Regions from separate parts of the Homo sapiens genome. Here regions 1, 3 and 4 are each linked to region 2. Evidence: chromatin contacts called from ENCODE Hi-C or POLR2A ChIA-PET data. All regions are on one chromosome and are shown on one strand. The core of a region is the stretch at or near the end of the contact, and the rest is flanking DNA. Distances in the headings are between cores, read along the strand shown.

Region 1 (2,700 bases), core at 83-2,582, 2.0 Mb before region 2:
TTTCTGAACCTTGAAGGTTTTTTCCTCAATTTCATTCTTTTAAAAATACCTTTTAAATTAATTCAGCAAGGTTCTTAAACACAGCAAATTGACAAATATCAACTGAGTGTCTGTTCTGTGCAAATCACTCTGTAACAGCTTGCTGGCTTTACATTCTCGAGGGCTCCCTGCCTCCAGAGCACCCTGGTTTTCGGCCCTGCACGCATCTTTTCTCTGCACCTTGGCTGGTTGGAGCAGTTTCAGTAGACAGGTCCTGATTGACCCAACATTTCAGAGAACATGCACAGAGCATAGTCCTCCTTCTAAATCAGGGATTCTCAAATTTCAGTGAGCAGAACTCCCCTGGGTGCTTGTTTACACGTAGATTCCTGGGTCCCACCCCAGAGATCAGTTTCGTCTGTCCAAATTGGAGCCTGAAAATCTGTATTATTAACCTAGGCCCCAGTGGTTCTGATGCTGGAGGTCCAGAGTTGTGCAGTTGTAAGGTGACAGCCCAGACCACAGAGATACTTATCTGAACTCTTTCCCCAGTCCTGTCCAGGAGCCGTTGGGGAGGACATCTCTCCTCTGGGGACCCCATCAAAATGGCGACATCATGATCTCCCTGTCAGTTTCCCTAAAGTACAGTCACAGGCGACAACACTGGCCCAGCAGCTATTGTGCCAAGTCATCCGTGTGATGGTGCGGGGCCTCGGGAGAGAGGACCACCAGCCCCTTCCCCTGTCCCTCACCCGCTGTCTCCAGGGGCCCTTTCAGGGGTGAAACCCAGTCCCATCTCCCTCGCAGCTGCTAGTCTGTCCTCTTCCAAGAGGCCATCGGCGCCCGCCACGGTTCACCCTAAACAGGGGTTTCTGCTCCCCAGGTCCGCCTCGGAACCCCTGCAACCCTCATTGAGAACGCCAGTGTTTAACAGCGAGTCGTTTCCATAGCAACCGACAGGGTGTCACAGACACAGGATTATGACTTCACGGCGTGGGGATTCCGGAGAAGGGGGTGGGGCGGCGCCCCCCCTCGCTTCCCCGCCCCCCGGCAAGCCCCGCTCCTCACCCAAGCCGCGGGGGAGGAGCCCTCTTCTTTCCCGCCCGGCCCCGGCCCCCAGCAGGACCCCTCCCGCTCAGCTGCTACAGTGGGCACGAAGAGGGGCATGGCTTTCGGCCGCGCTCCCCAGCCTCGCGGGGGGCAGACGACGGCGGGCGGGGCGCGCAGAGTACACTCGACCCCCGGCGGCCGGGAGCGATCACGCGCACGCCGCGCGGGCCCGGGGGCGGGGGCGGGGCGCGCGGTCCCCGCCAGGGCCCAAGTCCCACCTTCGGGGGCGGTGCCTGGCCCGGGGAGTGTCAGGAAGAGGAAGAGCGCGGCCGGCGGCGCTGCGCTGAGAGCAGGGGCCCGGCCAAGGCGAGTGCCGCGCGGGCCACCATGGCCACGGACGAGCTGGCCACCAAGCTGAGCCGGCGGCTGCAGATGGAGGGCGAGGGCGGCGGCGAGACCCCGGAGCAGCCCGGGCTGAACGGGGCAGCGGCGGCGGCGGCGGGGGCACCCGACGAGGCGGCCGAGGCGCTGGGCAGCGCGGACTGCGAGCTGAGCGCCAAGCTGCTGCGGCGCGCAGACCTCAACCAGGGCATCGGCGAGCCCCAGTCGCCCAGCCGCCGCGTCTTCAACCCCTACACCGAGTTCAAGGAGTTCTCCAGGAAGCAGATCAAGGACATGGAGAAGATGTTCAAGCAGTAAGTGCCCGCGCGACCCGGCCCCCCGCCCGCCCCGCGACCCGGTCTCGGGCCCCGAACCCCCCGATCCCCGGATCCCGCTCCGCCCCGGGAGCCTGCCGTCAGCCAAGCTTCCCCGAACCCAGACGCACCGGGGTTGGGGACCCGGCGGCCCCTTCCAGATCGAGACCCGGCATCTCACCGCGCACGTTAGTCTGGGGGACCCCCGGCCCCTGGCACGCGGCGGAGACTCGTATTTGTGCTGCCTCCGGTACACCATAGACGCGTCCACAGAGTGGGGGACCCCAGGCTTCCTTCCAGATAATCGCCAGGCCCCGCGAGCCCCACCCCCACCACCACACGTGTGGGTCCCGGGCCCTCCGCGCTGTTAGTGGGGCTTCTCCACCACCCCACACCGCACACACCGAGGCTGAGGACCCAGCGGCCTTCCTTCCCCGATCCCAGCTACTCGCGTTCCCCACCCCCACCCCAACACACGCTGGCCAAAGATACCCACCCCAGTGCCCCTCGACACCACATGCCAACCACATTCCCTCCCTTAAGGTCTTTTCGTTTCCTCTGCGATCTCAGGTCTCCCTCAAGGTGGGTTCTGGGCAGGGATCCCCCCAACTTCCTCTCCAGTTACTTAGCGTCTACCAGCAAACTGGGGGCAAAGACTTGCCCTTTCCATCCCCACCCACTCATTAGCCAGGACCCAAATCCTTCACTCACAAGTGGTCTCCTTAGGAAGGGACCCCTCGGCCCCTGTTGCCCCTCTGGTGTAAACCTCACTCCAGTCGTCCCTGTGGGCCGAGTCCCCTCCGGGTTTGGAAGGCCTCCCTCCCGCTCCTGCCCGCCCCACCCCCGTGCACCCAGCAGCTTGCAGTCACCGCTCCCCTGCTTCTGTCGCAAGGCCCCCCATCTCTCCTCCCCACTCCGTATATCCCCTTCCCTCCCCACAGGGACCCCCCATGTCCCACACCCACCCTGGTCAAAA
Region 2 (2,700 bases), core at 75-2,574:
CTCGTCGCCGCTGCTGCCGCCGCCGCTGCTGCTACTGCAGCGCTCGGGCCGCTCGCGCTTCCTGCCCGCCGGGCCGCCGCGTTTCCTGGGCCCGGCGCGGGCAGTGCCGTTGCCCGAGCTCGGCTCCTCCCAGGCCGCCGCCGCCGCCTTCTTCCTGGGCATGGTCGCGGCTGGAGGGAGACACGGGGCAGCGGCGCACAATGGACGGGTTATAAACTGCGCGGGGGGAGGGGAGCGGAGACGAGCCACCCGGCCTCCACTTCCTCCTCTGCCCTCCCCAAAGTGGCGGCCGCAGGGTGGGCGGAGAGGGGGCGAGTTGGGAGAGGAAATCGCGCCCCTCCCTGGCCCCGGCGCGGCTCCTTCGGGGAATCCCGCAGGGCAGCCGGGAGCCCCAGAGGCAATCCCCTGGAGGGAGAATTGAGACCCCCGGCCTATCCGTAAGTTAGGTTTGCCCACAAAGCATCACAGTTGCAACCTCGCCCCCCAAAAGTAAAGGGAAAGTAAAACCAGCCTCCAGTCCCCTAGATTTTCATTAAAGAAGGCTTCGGGACACTTCCAGGATTCCCCCTTGGCACCTGGGTGGTAAGGGAGCCCCTGCTCCCCGGCTACCCCACCTGCTGCTTTTGTCTCCGCAGTCTCCCCCCAAACCCACTCATGGCATTTAATGCAACGCTCTCCCCCACCCCGCATCAGCCCTGGACCCCCGTTCGGCCCCAGCTCAGGGGTGCCGACCTCGGGCTCTAGTTAGCCGAATCCCTACGGCGGACTGCCCCCGGCGACGGGGGAAGAGCCCGAAGAAAGCTGGACCCCAGCCCCAAACACCTGCTCGCACAGACACGAAAAATAAAAACTTTAATGGTGCCCAACTCTCTCCCAGCCCCCTTGCCGGCCGTGCGGCCCGGCCGGTCTCCGATTCGACTGCAAAGTGTCCAGGGCCGCCGCCAGCTCCCCGGCGTCCCTGCGCTCTCCCCTGTCTGCTTTTTTTTTTTTTTTTAATTGATTTTGAACAATGGGATCTCTGTCTGTCTCCGATTAAACCACGTGGATCCGCCTTCCTTCCTCTTTTTATTCCTTCAATCACCCAGCCCCCCTCCCCCAGGTTTTTTTTTAACCTTTTCTCTTTAAAAAAAGGAAAAAAAAAAAAACTTTCCCAGACCCCACAAACTGATCACTGTCGATTTTCAGACCCTACCTGGTTGGAGTGATGAGAAACCGGAGAGAAAAAAGGAAGAGAAGCAACTAAAAGACGGATCGGAGGGCTTTTTTTTTTCCGGCCCAGACGAGGGCTCCAGCCCACTCACCAGATACACTTAAAATGTAAATACGAGCTTCCAGAACAAATGCTACAACACAAAACAGAAACACATGTGCGGCCGCGCGGCAAGCGAGCGCGCGGCGGGGCGGGAGGCGCGGGGCGCGGGGCGCGCGCGCCCCCTGCCGGCCGGCGGACCCGTTGCCGGCGCCCCCGCCCCGCCCGGCCTGGCCCTGCCCTGCCCACCCGAGCCTGCGCCGCGCGCCGCGCGCCTCGCCGCCCGCCTCGGCTCCGCTGCTCCTGCGCCTTTCGCGGGCCCGCGAGCGCGCTTTGGGCCTTCCACGCAGTGCGGCCTGCGCGTCAGGGACTTCTTTGCGGCTTAGGAGGATGTTGGATTGTTTTTCCTGGGCACGTCTAGACAGGTCACATGAGGACACTCGCTGGAAAATAGTTACTTCGCTCACGCAGCAGCCAACAAGGGACGTGCCCTAATTGAGTGATTGGAATGAAAGATGAATACAATTTGAATAATTTTTTCCTGTGCAGAGAGAAGCTGAGTTTTATTTGCCTGTGGATGTGTCCTCAGTATGTAACAAGGTGCTGTGACACGGAAGAATCACATAAAGGTTTGCTGTATTAGTGAATTAATTCATAATTAATTTGAGGGCCGTGGAGGCACTGGAAGCTGGCTTTGAGGGGAACTTTTTCATTTTTTGCCAAATATTTACTGAGCCCCCGGTACATGCAAGACCCACAGTGCCCGGGGCTGCAGAGCCAGTGAACAAGGTTTCCACCCCAGTGGAACGCACAGCCTAACGGAAAGACAGATCAGTAAACAAGTAATTACAACAGTGGTAAGCTTTACAAAGTGATGCCTGTGTAGGAACATTATGGCGAGGGGATTTATCCTAGTCCAGGGCCAGGGAAGGCATTCAGGTGGAAAGTTATGCTGAACAACTTAAAGGATGAATAAGACCCGATGAAAGGGGGCAGGAAAAGTATTCCAGGCCAGGTGGAGTGAACGGGACGCTCCACATTTCGAGATCTTGAGAGACACCTCCTGGGAGGGAAGCTGTCTGGTGGGGCTGGGGTGAGAAGAGCCAAGAGGCTGGGTTCTGAGGAGGTAGGCAGGGGTGCGAGGGCCTGCATAGACCCTAGTGAACCGCAGTGAGGCTTGATCTCGTTCGCGTGTCCTGGGACGGGTGAAAAAAGCCTTGCTTGCTTCCTACCGGTCTCCACCCTCCACCTCTCCACCCCACTTCCATTACGATCTCACCGTCACTTGCTCTCCTCTCAAAGCTTTTCTCCTGCTTCTTTTTTCCTGAGGCGTACCGCACAAGGAAGTTCCTTCTTCAGGCAACTTCTTGAAAACGCATAAAGTTCTAGGATTTTTGTGATTCATTCATTCATTGTTAGTGCAAGAAACAGGACTGGGAAGCATCAAGTGT
Region 3 (2,734 bases), core at 197-2,696, 2.2 Mb after region 2:
TTTTTTTTTTCTTTTGTGATAGGGTATCACTCTGATGCCCAGGCTGGAGTGCAGTGGCATGAACATGGCTCAGTGTAGCCTCCACTTCCCAGGCTCAAGTGATCCTCCTACCTCAGCCTCCTAAGTAGCTGGGACTAAAGGCACACATCACATTAGCCTGGCTAATTTTTTAAATTTTTTGTAGAGACAGGAGTCTCACTATGCTGCCTAGGCTGGTCTTGAACTACTGGCCTCAAACAATCCTCCCGCCTCAGCCTCCCAGAGTGTTGGGATTACAGGTGTGAGCCACTGCTCTCGGCCTTCATTGACAGCTTCTAATCAGAGGCATAACGTGGTCAGATTTCTATTTGTTGGTAGGATGGAAGACTAAAATCAATGACACTAGCCAGTAGGCTGGATATACAATCTCTCTTGATAGCTGTGGGCATTTGGTTTCAGGATCTCGCAGTTACCAAAATGCAGGATGCTCAAGTCCCATATATAAAATGGCGTGGTATTTGCATACAACCTACACACATGCTTACATATCCTTTTTTAAAATTACTTATTTTTTTTTAAAGAGATGAAGTCGAACTCCTAGTCTCAAGCAATCCTCCCATCTCAGCCTCCCAAGTAGCTGGGACTACGGTCGCATGCCACTGCGCTGGCTCCCATATACTTTAAATCATCTCTAGGTTACTTATAATACCTAATACAATGTAAATCCTAGGTAAATAGTTGTACTGTATTTTAAATTTTGCATTATTTTTTATTTGATTCAAAAATGTTTCTGGTCCATGGTTGGTTAAATCCATGGATGCAAAACCCACAGATACAGAGGGCACCCTGTGTATGTATGTGTATGTGTGTGTGTGTGTGGGTGGGTGTGTAAATATATACATGGATAGGAGGCCTGAGGTAGACGTTTTACCTGGAGATATAATTTGGCAGTGTTTGCAATTACTCAGGGAGAGTCTGTACAGTGAAAAGAGAATTGATGGAAGCTTGCGAACCAACAGTCCTTAAACAGCTGGCAGAGAAAAGGCAGCCCTGGAGGAAACCAACAGACAACAGCAGATGGGGAGAAGAGGAAAGAGTGGCGTTACCGGGAGTGAAACGAATAGAGGAGCCAGGGAGGATCAGAGGGAGGGAAAATTGTGTGGAATGCGGTACAGAGGTCAGAAAAGAGTCCATTTGATTTGGCGGTAGGTAATCTTTCCCAGAGCAGTTTCGGTGTTAGTGGTTCAGGCGGGAATTCCAATGCAAGAAACCAGTGAACGAATGAGAGAGTGAGTAGGGAAAGTGAAGGTGAGTACGTTAATGAATGAATAAATCAAGTCTGTACCCTCTCTTGCCCGGGGGATTTCCAGGGCCAATGTCGCACTTTGGTGAGGAGGAAAGGCCTGGTCACGGCTTGGGGTGACGCCTAGGAAACTGTCAGCCTCGCAAACCCATAGGCGCAGCCCCAAGGTCAGGGTCACCTCGAGCCTCCAGACAACTCGTCACCTTGACGACCAACTGAAAAAACCGGAAGGGATGGAAGCAGCGGATCATCTCGCGATATCTGGAGCGTCTGCGCCTGCCTTCCTGACCTGGGACTTGTTTCCAGCTCTCGCGAGACTTTCAGGGGTCGGAGCGCGGGGGCCGGCCGAGAGGAAAGCTGGAGGCGCGGGTGGGGAACATGTCTGAGTCGGAGCTCGGCAGGAAGTGGGACCGGTGTCTGGCGGATGCGGTCGTGAAGATAGGTAAGGGGCTTTTCGCCCCAGCAGGCCCGGCCGGTGCAGAGCTGCTGGCTCCAGGCTGCGCTGCCCAGGAGGAAGGAAGGGAAGCCCCACGGGAGGTCAGGCCTCTCGGCCTTTTCCGGCCCCTCCGGCCAGGGCGAGCCGCCCGGGCCCCGGCGGGAGGTCACTCGGGCGGCGGGCACAGACCCGAGGAGCCGGAGCAGCAGCCCGGGTGCGGGGTGGAGTTGCAGCCCGGAGGAGGTGGTCGGGGTTGGCAGGTGGCAGGAGAGTCGCAGAGCTCTTGAGTGGAAGACAGTGTCGGGGCACACCCTCGTGCCGGAGCCGCGGGGTTCTCCTCCCGGGTGGTGCATTCCCCGGCACGCGGCGGGGAACCGGCTCAGGAGGCCACGCTGCTCCCCGGCGGAAACCAAAGTGCCTTCTGGAGAAGGTCACCTGGAGCATTTCATAGACACCGCCAGGCCCTGATGCGAGTTGCTGTCATTCCCGACTTGCCACCTGATTTATTTGAATCAGAGTAGTCTGGGGCCTGAACTTAGAGGGGTGATGATCTGGAATGAGAATTGCGCTGGAAAGTAAGAAGTTGTTCACGTTAAGTTTTTCTGCGTAGTCCTTTAACACGTGCTCAGTGACGGCACAAATTATGAAGTCACTGTATGGTGGGGAGGAGAAAGGAAACTCGTTTATTGAGCGTATATTGTCTTCATTGTGCGAAATAATCTTTTTACAGGCCGTGAAATGGAGAGTCAGGTGAAGGAATTTGCCCACGGTCACAGCTAACAAATGGCAAAATTAGGGATTTTACCCAGCTTTTCTGGGGTCAAGTCCCATGTTCCTTCTTCGATGCTAATTTTTGTTACCCAAATGTGATATTTTTGTGTGGTAATCTTAGGGTATTTAAGAGGATTTAGGATTGTGTCTTTGAATGAAAACATTGAGGAATAAGATTGTAAGCTCCATGAGAGCAGGGATGTTTTCTGGTTTAGTCACTGCCCCATCCCCAGCCCCTAAAAGAG
Region 4 (2,700 bases), core at 169-2,668, 2.4 Mb after region 2:
AGAAAATGTGGTATATATACACCATGGAATACTATGCAGCCATAAAAAAGAACAAAATCATGTCCAGGAAGAGGGGAGAACAGCAACATGGATACAGCTGGAAACCATTATCCTAAGTGAACTAAGGCAGAAACAGAAAACCAAATACTGCACGTTCTTATAAGTGGGAGCTAAACATTGGATACACATGGACACAAAGATGGGAACAATAGACTCTGGGGAATACAAGAGTCGGGAGGCAGTTGGGGGAAAGGGTTGAAAAACTACCTATTGTGTATTGTGTACTTTGCTCACTACCTGGGTGACAGATTCATTTGTACTCCAAACCTCAGCCTCACGCAATATAGATGGGGTTTCACCATCTTGGCCAGCTGGCCAGGCTGGTCTCGAACTCCTGACCTCAGGCGATCCCCTGGCCTCGGCTTCCCAAAGTGTTGGGATTACAGGCGTGGGCCACTGCACCTGGCCTCAGTTTTTGTTTTTGTTTTTTTGTTTGTTTGTTTTTTGAGATGGAGTCTCGCTCTGTCCCCCAGGCTGGAGTGCAGTGGTGCAATCTCGGCTCACTGCAAGCTCCGCTTCCCGGGTTCATGCCATTCTCCTGCCTCAGCCTCCCGAGTAGCTGGGACTACAGGCGCCCGCCACCACGCCCGGCTAATTTTTGTATTTTTAGTAGAGACGGGGTTTCACAGTGTTAGCCAGGATGGTCTCCATCTCCTGACTTTGTGGTCAGCCCGCCTCGGCCTCCCAAAGTGCTGGGATTACAGGTGTGAGCCATCACGCCCAGCCTGGTCTGTCTCAGTTTTAAAACGGAAAGTCCTGCATCCCAAGAAAACCTCTAGTCCAGGCAAACCTAGGTGGGTCGCTCTAGGATGGAATTAGGATTTCCAGTGGTCTTGGACAGAAGGGCGACCTCTCCCTTGAGTTACGAAGGAAGGCGGAGAGATGAAGGGCAGGATTAAATAAACAAGTATGCGGGCTTTGGAGCCAGGGCAAAGCTCTGCCTTTTAGCTGTGTGATCTTGAAATTATTTAACCACTCAGATTCAGTTTCCTGTAATTTGGGGATAATTAAACAAGAATGAGCCGTGTGAAAGTGCCTATCCAACTGTAGTAGGCTCGCAGCAAGAGTTTAAATCGTTTTTATTCATCTCCGGTCCTAACTTTTGCCGCTGCTCTGTGTTCCACTCTTCTATCATCTTTAATTTCTCTGCTTGACTTGTTCCTGCTTTGTTCTCTCTGGTCCCTCTCCGGTCGCTCCTGCCACTCACGTTGAGTACCATCCACCACTAGAGGGCGGAATAGAACAAACCAAGATGGGTGCCCCTCCAGCTCTCTATGGCGTCTGCTCGCCGAGCCCCGCAAAAGAGGCGGGGATTCCATCATGTGACCGGGGTGCTGGGCGCCGGCGCAGGCGCGGTTGCTGCGTAGTCGTCGCCGGGCTCCGTTGCCCGCGCTGTTTTACCTTCCCAACGCTTGAGGCGGACGCTGGGGGGTCCTGCGCCTTTCCCTCCTGCCGCTGGGGACTGCAGGCTAAGGCCATGTCCCGAAAGCAGGCGGCGAAGAGCCGGCCGGGCAGCGGCAGCCGGAAAGCCGAGGCCGAGCGCAAGCGGGACGAGCGGGCGGCGCGCCGGGCCCTGGCCAAGGAGCGGCGGAATCGGCCGGAGTCTGGCGGCGGCGGCGGCTGCGAGGAGGAGTTCGTCAGCTTCGCCAACCAGCTGCAGGCCCTGGGGCTGAAGCTGCGGGAGGTGCCGGGGGACGGGTGAGGCGGGCCGGGAGCGAGGGAGGCGGCGCCGGGGGACGCGCCGGGCTCGGCCTGGCGACCGTTGCCCGCTCGCGTCCATCCATCCATTCATTCGGGCGGCCCGGGCGCCTCCCGCGAGCCAGCCACGCTCCGAGTGCAGGGCGTCCAGCTGCGAGTGAGGCGGACAAGCCCCTCGCCCCGAGACGCTCGCGGGGATCCCAAAGGGTCCTAATCATGGCAGACGCCGCGAGCGAAATAGAAAGTGGGTGCTGAGACCGTATATGGGAGCAGGGCCACTGGATTGTGGCCAGGAAGGGCTCTCTCAAAGGTGACATTTAAGCTGAGTTCTGAAGGAATGAGATGGAGCCAGGCATTGGAAAAACAGTTATCATGACGATAAGACCAGTTGAAGGAGTTTGAGTAAGCCCCACTTGGTAGAACGCTTTGCCTCCTTTGAGTCCTTGGTTTTTGGGTGGTGCCCCCATTTACATTTGTGAAATTAGGTCGCCTGTTTACTGAGCTGAAGGCAGCTTCTCTAATTCTTCCTTCCATGGGCCTCAGTTTCTCTGTAAGCAAAGGTGCTTCCCCAAGCTTTCTTGGGACTTAGACTGGATCCAGGTCCAGCTTTCTTTAGGGAACGCGGAGGGGGAGAGTGGGGAGGAGGAAGAAAATTAGCTTCAAGAAAGGGGATATGGCTCCAGGAACATGGATGGAAGAAGGAAAAGGGTCAGGAAGAGGGGAGAACAGTTAGGATCCCCATTGCAGGGGCAGGTAAAAAGGGGTCTGGTTGTCAGCTGTGTCACTTTGGAAGAGAGAGTGTTAATAACAGCCTGGCTTTTGTTTTTTTCCTCCCCGTATTTGAGTGCTCAGATCCTGCAGAGGGAAGACTAAAATGAAATTAAAGACCATAAGGAATTGCCTTAGTTCATTATTATTGTTATTTTGTAGAGACGGTGATTT

Evidence for each region. Hi-C counts contacts between places; a loop is a spot of excess contacts on that map. ChIA-PET counts read pairs that join two places held with the same protein, here RNA polymerase II (POLR2A). Pooled maps may share reads with other maps.
Region 1: a loop to region 2 is called in a pooled map, with 13 times the contacts of the local background. The contact joins the promoter of EFHD2 here to the promoter of RCC2 in region 2. A Hi-C loop is called at or near these places in 2 of 37 single-sample maps with no recorded cell type and 8 of 50 pooled maps.
Region 3: a pooled map shows a loop between it and region 2 (17-fold over the local background). The contact joins the promoter of MICOS10-DT here to the promoter of RCC2 in region 2. A Hi-C loop is called at or near these places in 9 of 50 pooled maps. POLR2A ChIA-PET finds 5 or more read pairs at or near these places in 2 of 52 experiments (CD4-positive, alpha-beta T cell and activated T-cell).
Region 4: a pooled map shows a loop between it and region 2 (14-fold over the local background). The contact joins the promoter of OTUD3 here to the promoter of RCC2 in region 2. A Hi-C loop is called at or near these places in 5 of 50 pooled maps.

The regions. Positions count from the first base shown.
Region 1 is chr1:15,408,556-15,411,255 of GRCh38, forward strand. EFHD2 (EF-hand domain family member D2) reads left to right here and starts at 1,333. Exons shown (of 4, transcript NM_024329.6): 1 at 1,333-1,724. The coding sequence starts at 1,417. All of the region lies in intron 1 of EFHD2-AS1 (EFHD2 antisense RNA 1), which reads right to left. RefSeq lists a silencer at 981-1,580 and an enhancer at 1,093-1,955.
Region 2 is chr1:17,438,353-17,441,052 of GRCh38, forward strand. It overlaps RCC2 (regulator of chromosome condensation 2), which reads right to left and starts at 1,325. Exons shown (of 13, transcript NM_018715.4): 1 at 1,193-1,325; 2 at 1-170. The coding sequence starts at 162. It overlaps LOC124903862 (a long non-coding RNA gene), which reads right to left. Exons shown (of 2, transcript XR_007065508.1): 2 at 1,784-2,700. RefSeq lists silencers at 6-105, 1,425-1,564.
Region 3 is chr1:19,595,386-19,598,119 of GRCh38, forward strand. MICOS10-DT (MICOS10 divergent transcript) reads right to left here and starts at 1,447. Exons shown (of 2, transcript NR_135054.1): 1 at 1,325-1,447. It overlaps MICOS10-NBL1 (MICOS10-NBL1 readthrough), which reads left to right and starts at 1,594. Exons shown (of 4, transcript NM_001204089.2): 1 at 1,594-1,724. MICOS10 (mitochondrial contact site and cristae organizing system subunit 10) reads left to right here and starts at 1,594. Exons shown (of 4, transcript NM_001032363.4): 1 at 1,594-1,724. The coding sequence starts at 1,661. RefSeq lists an enhancer at 1,387-1,686 and a silencer at 1,807-2,016.
Region 4 is chr1:19,880,977-19,883,676 of GRCh38, forward strand. It overlaps OTUD3 (OTU deubiquitinase 3), which reads left to right and starts at 1,419. Exons shown (of 8, transcript NM_015207.2): 1 at 1,419-1,758. The coding sequence starts at 1,538. The region is part of intron 1 of LOC105376823 (a long non-coding RNA gene); the gene reads right to left. RefSeq lists an enhancer at 1,203-1,252 and a silencer at 1,623-1,962.